2 separate regions of the Homo sapiens genome follow, and region 1 is linked to region 2. A link is a contact called in ENCODE Hi-C or POLR2A ChIA-PET data. All regions are on one chromosome and are shown on one strand. The core of a region is the stretch at or near the end of the contact, and the rest is flanking DNA. Distances in the headings are between cores, read along the strand shown.

Evidence for each region. A loop is a pair of places that touch in the nucleus more often than their neighbours do. ChIA-PET counts read pairs that join two places held with the same protein, here RNA polymerase II (POLR2A). Pooled maps may share reads with other maps.
Region 1: a pooled map shows a loop between it and region 2 (15-fold over the local background). The contact joins the promoter of FPASL here to the enhancer-like site in region 2. A Hi-C loop is called at or near these places in 1 of 168 maps with a recorded cell type or tissue (sigmoid colon), 1 of 37 single-sample maps with no recorded cell type and 4 of 50 pooled maps. POLR2A ChIA-PET finds 5 or more read pairs at or near these places in 7 of 52 experiments (AG04450, GM10248, GM12878 and 4 more).

Annotation. Positions count from the first base shown.
Region 1 is chr7:76,315,241-76,320,043 of GRCh38, forward strand. It overlaps FPASL (fibroblast proliferation associated lncRNA), which reads left to right and starts at 3,007. Exons shown (of 2, transcript NR_186616.1): 1 at 3,007-4,803. RefSeq lists enhancers at 1,877-2,873, 2,346-2,525, 2,874-3,870 and a silencer at 2,806-3,045.
Region 2 is chr7:76,084,192-76,088,813 of GRCh38, forward strand. It overlaps the pseudogene RNU6-863P. Among named protein-coding and RNA genes, the nearest start is that of MDH2, 38 kb to the left of the region's middle. Within about 2 kb of position 3,325, at least 5 of the 41 ENCODE cell types and tissues checked have a DNase peak (open chromatin) inside an H3K27ac peak, as active enhancers do.

The sequences.
Region 1 (4,803 bases), core at 1,757-4,256, 230 kb after region 2:
CGAGACCCTGTCTCAACAAAAATAAAAAGAGGCCCAGTCTTGAAAAACTCTGACACCTCCCCACTGCCCCTCTCCCCAGCCCCACACCCAGCACGCCTTTAGCCCGGTTCTCCTCTGCCCTGGGCTTCAGTTTCCAAGGGCCTTCAAGCCTCCCTGAATTTCCCTCCTGGAAGACCCAGCCCACTCTCTCTGCCTTGGAAGGGTCTGGCAGCCAAGGCCTGAGCCCGGGCTCCTGCCCCACCCTGTCACACCCTCTGCTGCAGGGGGGTTGACCACTGTTTCCACTCTGATCCTAATCAGAACTGGCACATTTTAGGAGGCACCTGCTAGCTGCCAATCACTCGTTAGCTTATTAAATCCTCATAGCAACCCCACTCCACTGAGCGGCAGCACGGGATCGCAGTTATGGTTGCAGGAACTCATGTCACACTGCCTGGGTTCAATCCCACTTGGCCACTTACTTCTTAGCTGTGGGACCTTGGGCATGTTGCTAAGTCTCAGTTTCCTCATCTGCAAATGATGCAACTATATGAATTAATACCTAAGAAGTATTCTTTTTTTTTTAACTGAGTTTCATTCTTGTTGCCCAGGCTGGAGTGCAGTGGCACTATCTCGGCTCACCGCAACCTCTGCCTCCCGGGTTCAAGCGATTCTCCTGCCTCAGCCTCCCGAGTAGCTGGGACTACAGGTACCTGCCACCACACCCGGCTAATGTTGTATTTTTAGTAGAGATGGGGTTTCTTTTTTTTTTTTTTTTGAGACGGAGTCTCGCTCTGTCGCCCAGGCCGGACTGCGGACTGCAGTGGCGCAATCTCGGCTCACTGCAAGCTCCGCTTCCCGGGTTCACACCATTCTCCTTCCTCAGCCTCCCGAGTAGCTGGGACTACAGGCGCCCGCCACCGCGCCCGGCTAATTTTTTGTATTTTTAGTAGAGACGGGGTTTCACCTTGTTAGCCAGGATGGTCTCGATCTCCTGACCTCATGATCCACCCGCCTCGGCCTCCCAAAGTGCTGGGATTACAGGCGTGAGCCACCGCGCCGGGCCGAGATGGGGTTTCTTTATGTTGGTCAGGATGGTCTCTAACTCCCGACCTCAGGTGATCCACCCATCTCGGCCTCCCAAAGTGCTGGGATTACAGGCATGAGACACCATGCCTGGCTTTTTTTTTTTTTTTTTTGAGACAGGATCTTGCTCAGTTGCCCAGGCTGGAGTGCCATGGCACCATTACAGCTCACTACAGCCTCGAATTCTTGGACTCCAGCTACCCTCCTACCTCAGCCTCCCAAGTAGCCGGGACCACAAGCATTTGTCAATATGCCTGGCTAATTTTGTAATTTTGGTAGAGATAGGATCTCGCTATGTTGCCCAGGCTGGTCTGGAACTCCCAGTCTCCAGCGATCCTCCTGCCTCAGCCTCCCAAAGTGCTGGGATTACAGGCTTGAGCCTCTGCACCCAGCCACTGTGAAGTCTTTAGAAGGCTGCTGAGAGCCGATAGTAAGCACTCAGTCACTGCTAGACATTTTTGAGGTAGGTTGTATTATTCTCGTTTTACAGATGTAGAAACTGATCCTCTAAAAGGCTAAATACCTTGAGAGGTTATGTCACCTAATTAGGACATGGTGGGATGAGAATCCAAATCCTGAGCTCTTAAGCTTTTGTCCCCCAACAGCCCTTTATTCAGAAAATGAAACATTGGGTCGGGCACAGTGGTTTTCACCTGTAATCCCAACACTTTGGGAGGCTGAGGCTTGAGGTCAGGTACTCGAGACCAGTCTGGGCACCACAGTGAGACTGTTTCTACAAAAAAAATTTAGAAATCAGCTGGGTATGGTGGTGCACACCTATAGTCTCAGCTACTCAGAGCCCAGGATTTGGAGGCTCCAGTGAGCTATGATTGCACCACTGCACTCCAGTACAGCCTGGGCAACAGAGTGACACCTTGTCTCTAAAAAAGAAAGAAAAAGAAAATAGACATTGCTGAGCGACAGAAATCCCACCTTTCTAAACAGTCAGCAACCTCACTGGAGCTGATTTTTAATTCCTAAATCCAGCCTTGATAGTGACTTGGGCAACTCAACTCCCTCTCGGCCTGGGATTATACAACTCTATGTCAGGAGATGGGAAGCGGGGAGACTGGGTGTCTTTATTCCATTTCTGACATCTTTCAGGACTGATGATGGGGGAGGGCCCTGGCCCTGGCTGGCAGCCACTGTTCGATTCAGTTATCATCATCAGGACCGTGGGAGGGAAGGGTATTGGAGCAGAGGACCTTGAAGGGCGCACAGGAGGCTGATGGGGCTGTAACACCTGGGGCATGAGGGCAGCGGAGGTTGGACAGGCAGGTTGGGACCTAGCTGTGGAGGGCCTGGGATACCAAAGAGAGGCAGGACCTGGCCTCAGTGTCGCCAGGACACCAGATCTGCCCCCTCCCTCACTGTTGCACCATGGCTCCCGCGTGTAAAGTGATGGAACCCGTCAGACCCAGGTAGCCACCAGAAACCGCCCAGCTGTTGTGTGCATCGGGGGCCAGGAGTTTCCTCTTCTGCAATCTGGGAACAACGCAGACCTCCCAGGGCTGTTTTCAGAAGCAGAGATGTGTAGGTAAGAAAGGATAGCCAACCAGTACGGGCCGGGACACGAGAGATCACGTCATTATTCAGATGGAGAAACTGAAGGGCAGGCGTGGGACCAAGGGCCCACCACGAGCCCAAGGCTCCATCCTCCCAAGCACGTAACAAAGGTGGAGGCGGAAGACGGAGGAGAGAGAAGCGGGTGAAGTTGGGAGATAAAAGCTCCCCAGTGGCTGGAGGGCGGGATCTGCAACAAATGAAGCCCCGGGGCCGCTAAGCGGGCCGATTTCGGGGCAGGGACCCAGGCCCTAGCAACAGTCCGACCATTGGCGGAGCGGGGACACGCTGGCCTGTGATTGGCTCTTGCCATGCCCGAGGGGAAGGCGGCCGCCCCCGGGGCGGGGCTACATACACAGCCGTGGTCCCGCCCGGCCCACATCCGGGCTTCCGCGTAGTCCGGGCGCCCTGGCCTCTGCACCGTCCTAGAAACCTGTCTTACGTCGAGGAACCCGGGGGACAGAGGCGCGCCAGTGCACGCCGGGGCCAGGGACGAACGGCTCGCCAATGCAAAGGAGGCCCCTCGGGGAGACGGCAGGCAGCAAAAGGCTTCCTTGGCCGGGGGTCTGGGCGTTTGGGGAGGGGAGGTGCTCAGAGATAGGGCCGAGGATGGAGCTCCCAGGTGGGTTGGAGGCGGGGGTGGCTGGGCTCGAGGACGCTGTTGGAGTCCGGGGTCTGGAAGAGGCGATCCCCGGGAAAGCCAGCTTCAGAGCCGGGAAGGGTCGGCAGGGGACCTACTGCAAGAGCCCCCAGGTTGGGGTAGGGAGGGGGCCCAGACCTGGGCCGGGAGGGATGCTGAATCCCCCGACCTAGCTCTGGGGCTTTGCAAACCAGCATCACTGCAGCATTTTGTGGCTCAAGGAATGGGGCAGGGCGGCCAGACCAGCTGTGGCTGGTGCGTGCGTGAGGCCCTGAGGGATGCGGCCAATGCTATTTTGCTGTTTTGTACTTACTCAGTTTCATTTTGGCTCTGTCGCCACTAGGCGAAAGAAATCGAAGTGCTAACATACCACGGGGAGCAATGATTATTACTCAATGTGGCCCCGCCCCAGCAGCGGGAGGTGGCATCTGTTTGACCTTGGAGACTTGGACGGTATTTAGGGAGATTACATGAAAAAAAGACTCACCCCACAATGCTTGCAGTCAGCTACAAGCTGCCTTGTCCTTCATACCTTTTAGCCTTTATTTCCTGAGTCTATCTTGTCTGTTTCTAATGTAGTCTCCTGATTTAGGGCAAGAGAATATTTCTCACTCTTGGTCTGCCCACTACCCACAATCCTTGTCCGAGGATTTACTCGGCAAACTTAGCAGGCAAAACCCCTTGTCAACTTAACACTAAAAAATACCGTCTCTTGGAAGGCAGTCTGCTTTGATAAACCTAATGGAATAAAAAGTGAGTTTGCTATCTGGCTTTAAAGAACATAACCCAGCTGGGCATGGTGGCTCACACCTGTAATCCCAACACTTTGGGAGACCGAGGCAGGAGGATCGCTTAAGCCCAGGCGTTCAAGACCAGCCTGGGCAACATAGTATAGTAAAACCCAGTCTCTACAAAAAGAATTTAAAAATTAGCCAGGCCAGATAGCCCAGCTACTTGGGACGCTGAAACAGGATTGCTTTGAGTCCAGCAGGTGGAGGCTGCAGTGAGCTATGACTGCACCACTGCACTCCAGCCTGGTCAACAGAGCGAGATCCTGTCTCAAAACAAAACAAAAAAACTGACAACCAATGAAACCTCATCTCTAAAATCTGGCTTCAGGTTAAGTGAGTAAAAAGAGGCTTTCTTGTGGCCAGGCACGGTGGCTTATGCCTGGTAATCCCAGCACTTTGGGAGGCCAAGGCGGGCGGATCACGAGGTCAGGAGTTCAAGACCAGCCTGGCCAACATAGTGAAACCCTGTTTCTACTAAAAATACAAAAAAATTAGCCAGGCATGGTGGTGGATGCCTGTAATCCCAGCTACTCGGGAGGCTGAGGCAGGAGAATCAACGTGAACCCAGGAGGCGGAGGTTGCAGTGAGCTGGTATCACGCCATTGCACTCCAACCCCGGGCAATAGTGCGAGACTCCGTCTCAAAAAAAAAAAAGGCTTTCATTTATCTTCTCAGCTCCTACAAGCCAATGAGTGGTAGGGTAATTTGCCGACCACAGTGGGAAGAACTAATTTAACACCAAGA
Region 2 (4,622 bases), core at 2,075-4,574:
TCAGAAGTGTGTGAGTAGAGACAAACACGGGCTTTTCTTTCACCTGTCTACCTGCTTAACTGCATAGGAGAGGCAACATGTGGTGCTCATGAACAAAGCAAACATTAAAGTCAGACCAGACCCAACATTTGACTCACTCTTAATATCCAGGTGAGCTTGGGCAATCACTCATCATTCCTAAGTCTTCATCACTTCATTCACAAAATGGGGATAACTGTGGCACCTACCTGTGATTTTGTGAGAATTAATGAAATATTATGCTTGATGTTATTGTGATCATTATACCTATTCCAAACTATCTGACAAGGACAGTGATAGACGATAACATCAAAAGATTAGAAACTGTAATGAGGTCTCTTGGGCAAAATTCCATACAAGCAAATTACTCTCTCTCCAAAGCATTCCTGCCACAATTAATTCACCATTCCCTGAATAAAATGTGCCATCTTTATTGACCAGGTCTTTACAGTGCTGGTTTCCCTGCTTGAGCAGCTCACTCCATCTCAGCCCATTCCCCATCCCTCCACCTCCCCCTTCTCTGCCCACTCTCATACAATTCTTCCTCATCTTTCAGGACCCAGCTTCAATGTCACCTTAACTGGATGCTTCTCTCACCCTCCAGAAGTGCTTCTTATTGCATTGGATGCATGCACTATTATTTGATCATTTTTGAGTCATAGTCCAAGTCTTTTTGTAACTGAATAACATGTTGCCCAATCAGTCTCTCTTCCTGGACTCTGAAGTCTTTCATGGTAGATCCAGCTGGAAGTGACAAAAAGATATTCTTTAAAAAAAAAAAAAAAGGGATGACACAGACAGACACAAGTTCTTAAACGTTTTAAATGGTATGTGAAAAGCAAACAAAATTCAAAGCCTTATGGGGAACACTTAGGAAGGAAAGAATTACTGGGAACTTCATAAAGGGTTAATTTTTTTTTTTTTTTTTTTTTTTTTTTTGAGACAGTCTTGCTCTGTTGCCCAGGCTGGAGTGCAGTGGCGCAATCTCGGCTCACTACAAGCTCTGCCTCCTGGGTTCACACCATTCTCCTGCCTTAGCCTCCCGAGTAGCTGGGACTACAGGTACCTGCCACCAAACCTGGCTAATTTTTTGTACTTTTAGTACAGATGGGGTTTCACCGTGTTAGCCAGGATGGTCTCAATCTCCTGACCTCGTGATCTGCCTGCCTCGGCCTCCCAAAGTGCTGGGACTACAGGCGTGAGCCACCATGCCCAGTCTAATTTTTATTTTATTTTATTTTTTGAGACTGAGTCTCATTCTGTTACCTATGCTGGAATGCAGTGGTGCAATCAGGGCTCACTGCAGCCTCGACCTCCTGGGCTCAAGTAATCTCCCCTAATTTTTATTTAAGAAATTCAGTCTTGGTTGAGCGTGGTAGCTTACGCCTGTAATCTCAACACTTTGGGAGGCTGAGAGGGGTGGATTACTCGAGCCCAGCAGTTTGAGATCAGCCTGGGCAACACATTAAGACCCTGTCTCTATGCAAAAAAACAGAGTGAATTTATGAAAGGCAATTTTTCCCACAGACTGGTGGTGGAGGGAATGACTTCAGGATGATTCAAGTGCATTACATATATTGTGCACTTTATTTCTATTATTATTGCATTGTAATATACAATGAAATAATTCTACAACTCATGATAATGTACAATCAGTGGGATCTCTGAACTTATTTTCCTGCAACTAGACTGTCCATCTGGGGCGAAGGGAGAAACAGGCATTAGATTCTCATAAGGAGCACGCAACCTAGATCCCTTACCTGCACACTTCACAACAGGGTTCATGCTCCTATGAGAATCTAATGCTGCCGCTGATCTGACAAGACATGGCGCTCAGGTGGTCATGTGAGCAATGGGGAGGGGCTATAAATACAGATGAAGTTTCCCCTCACTCACCTGCTGCTCACCTCTGGCTCTGTGGCCCTGTGGATGGAGACCCCTGCTCGAGTGCATTCGTAAGTATCCATCCCATACCATTCTTCAGACTCATCTATACTGCCGCAGTGGTCAAGTGTAGCACCCTTAGCTTGAATGGCATATGCCTCGGCTGGCATTTCATCACAATCAACATTAAGTGGTAGCTTGAGTCATTGTGAGGTCACTTCCTAGAAATCATCAGCATCCCATGTCCCACTGGCAAATAGCTCAGCTCTGCTCCTTGGATAACCAAACCTATGCCTAAATCCCATCTGTGTGGGTCCATCTCCTGGTACCCTTCCCAGCATCAATTCTGTATTTCTAGGAGTCCAATCAGGAGATATAAACCACTCAGAAGTTTAAACTAAAATGGGCATAGTGGCTCACACCTGTAATCCCAGCACTTTGGGAGGCCAAGGCGGGTGATCGCTTTGAGCTCAGGAGTTTGAGACCAGCCTGGGAAACGTGGCGAAACACCGTCTCTACAAAAAACACAAAAATTAGCCAGGCGTGGTGGCACATATCTGTAATCCCAGCTACTCAGGAGGCTGAGGAAGGAGAATTGCTTGAGCCTGGGAAGTGGAGGTAGCCATGAGCAGAGATCGTGCCACTGCACTTTAGCCTAGGTGATCGAGTGAGACCCAGTACCAATAAAAAACAAAAAAAAAGTAAAAAAATATATATATATATGTAAATTTAATATAAAAAGTATTAATTATAACAGAGGATTGGCGTAATGAGTGACACACTAGCACAAATGAAAGACAACTCTAGAGAATACAGAACTAGCAGAGGCCAGGCATGGTGGCTCATGCCTGTAATCCCAGCAATTTGGGAAGCCTAGGCAGGAGGATCGCTTGAGGACAGGAGTTGGAGACCAGTCTGGGCAACATAGTGAGACCCTGTGTCTACCAAAAAAAGAAAAAAAATTAGCCAGGTGTGGTGGTGGTGCACACCTATAGTTCCAGCTACTTTGGAGTCTGGGGTGGGAAGATCCCTTGCGCCTGAAAAGTCTAGGCTGCAGTGAGTATGGGTGGATTTTGGTGTACACAGAAATGGGGGAGCTGGAACTAATCCCCCCAATATACCAAGAGACAAATTGTATCTGTTTTTACAATTATACTGTAGGATACATTATGTTCCATGACAATGGTAATTTTTAATGACAGTTTTTAATTGAGTGGAATTACCATAAAAATAATAAAAGTAGCAGCTAATATTTACTGAGCTGTTACTAGGTGCCTATAAATACCATAAATTTTTAAATTCCCCATAACTCTTCCTTATTCCACTTAACCACTTTATCTTAAATTACTCATGCTTGCTTCAGTAGCACGTATACTACAGTTGGAACAATAGGGAGATTGGCATGGCCTCTGTGCAAGAACGACATGCAAGTTTCTGAATCATTCCATATTTTTTTTAAAAAGAGAAAAAAATTACATCCGGATTTTCACTGTGTGCATATGACCTTTTGTTTAGGTTGAATTATATCCAAAGATGGTATTTCCAGAAGTGAGATTACTGTGAGTCACAGGGCGTGAGCATTCTTATTACACTTGATGTAAACTGTCGAGCTTTCAGGCATGGTGGCTGTCTGCTTATAATTCCAGCACTTTGGGAGGCTGAGGTGGGAGGATTGCTTGAGCCCAGGAAGTTGTGGCTGCAGTGAGCCATAATTGCACCACTGCACTCCAGTCTGGGCAACAGAGTGAGACAGAAGGTTGACTGTTTAATAGAATTTTTCTGTTGACTTGAAGATATGGCCATGACTGTGCCATATGAAAATTCTTCATAAAATAATTATCTCATCCAATTAAATGTTGGAATTGGGAACAGAAAATGTTTTGGTGACTATTTATTCCTTCACTTGCTATTACAGAAACTACTGCCAGTGGGCACTTAACAACCAAAAGTGTCATCTCTGAGCTACTCACAATGAAAGGTGATGTCTGGGGCCCAGGTGTGTTGAGGTCCCCATGTCTGGGCTATGGGTGCTGAGTGGGACTTACTTGTCCATCCATTTTCTATATTCCAGCACTGGGAAACTTGGGTTTATCCATCTTGATAAGAGGTCATTTAAATTCCACCTGGCAAAAACCACAAATGGAAAAAAGGCAATGAAACTACAGGCTAGCCCTTGTTCTCAAAAGAATATTTAGCTTAGGTGGTTCTGTAAAAGAGGAATCACATTGTTGAAAACTCATCACAGGTCAGGTGAGGTGGCTCACACCTATAATCCCAGCCCATTGGGAGACTAAGGCAGGAGGATATCCCATGAGGCCAAAAGTTCAAGACCAGCCTGGGTAACACAGTGAAACCTCATCTCTACAAAAAATTAGAAAATGAGCTGGGTGCGGGGGCACATTCCTATAGTCCCAGCTACTTTGGAGGCTGAAGTGGGAGGATCAAAGTGGAAGCTGCAGAAGTAGAAGCTGCAGTGAGCTCTGATCCCACTGCACTCCAGCCTGGGTGACAGAGTGAGAAAACATACACACACACACACACACACACACACACCCCTCATCTCAGTCTGCCCAGCCTTCACACACACACACACACTCATCTCAGTCTGCCCAGCCTTCACACACACACACACACACACACACACACACCTCATCTCAGTCTGCCCAGCCTTGACTAGTGAAAAAGGTCTTCTGGTTACAGAAGACGTATGCTCTTTTTTA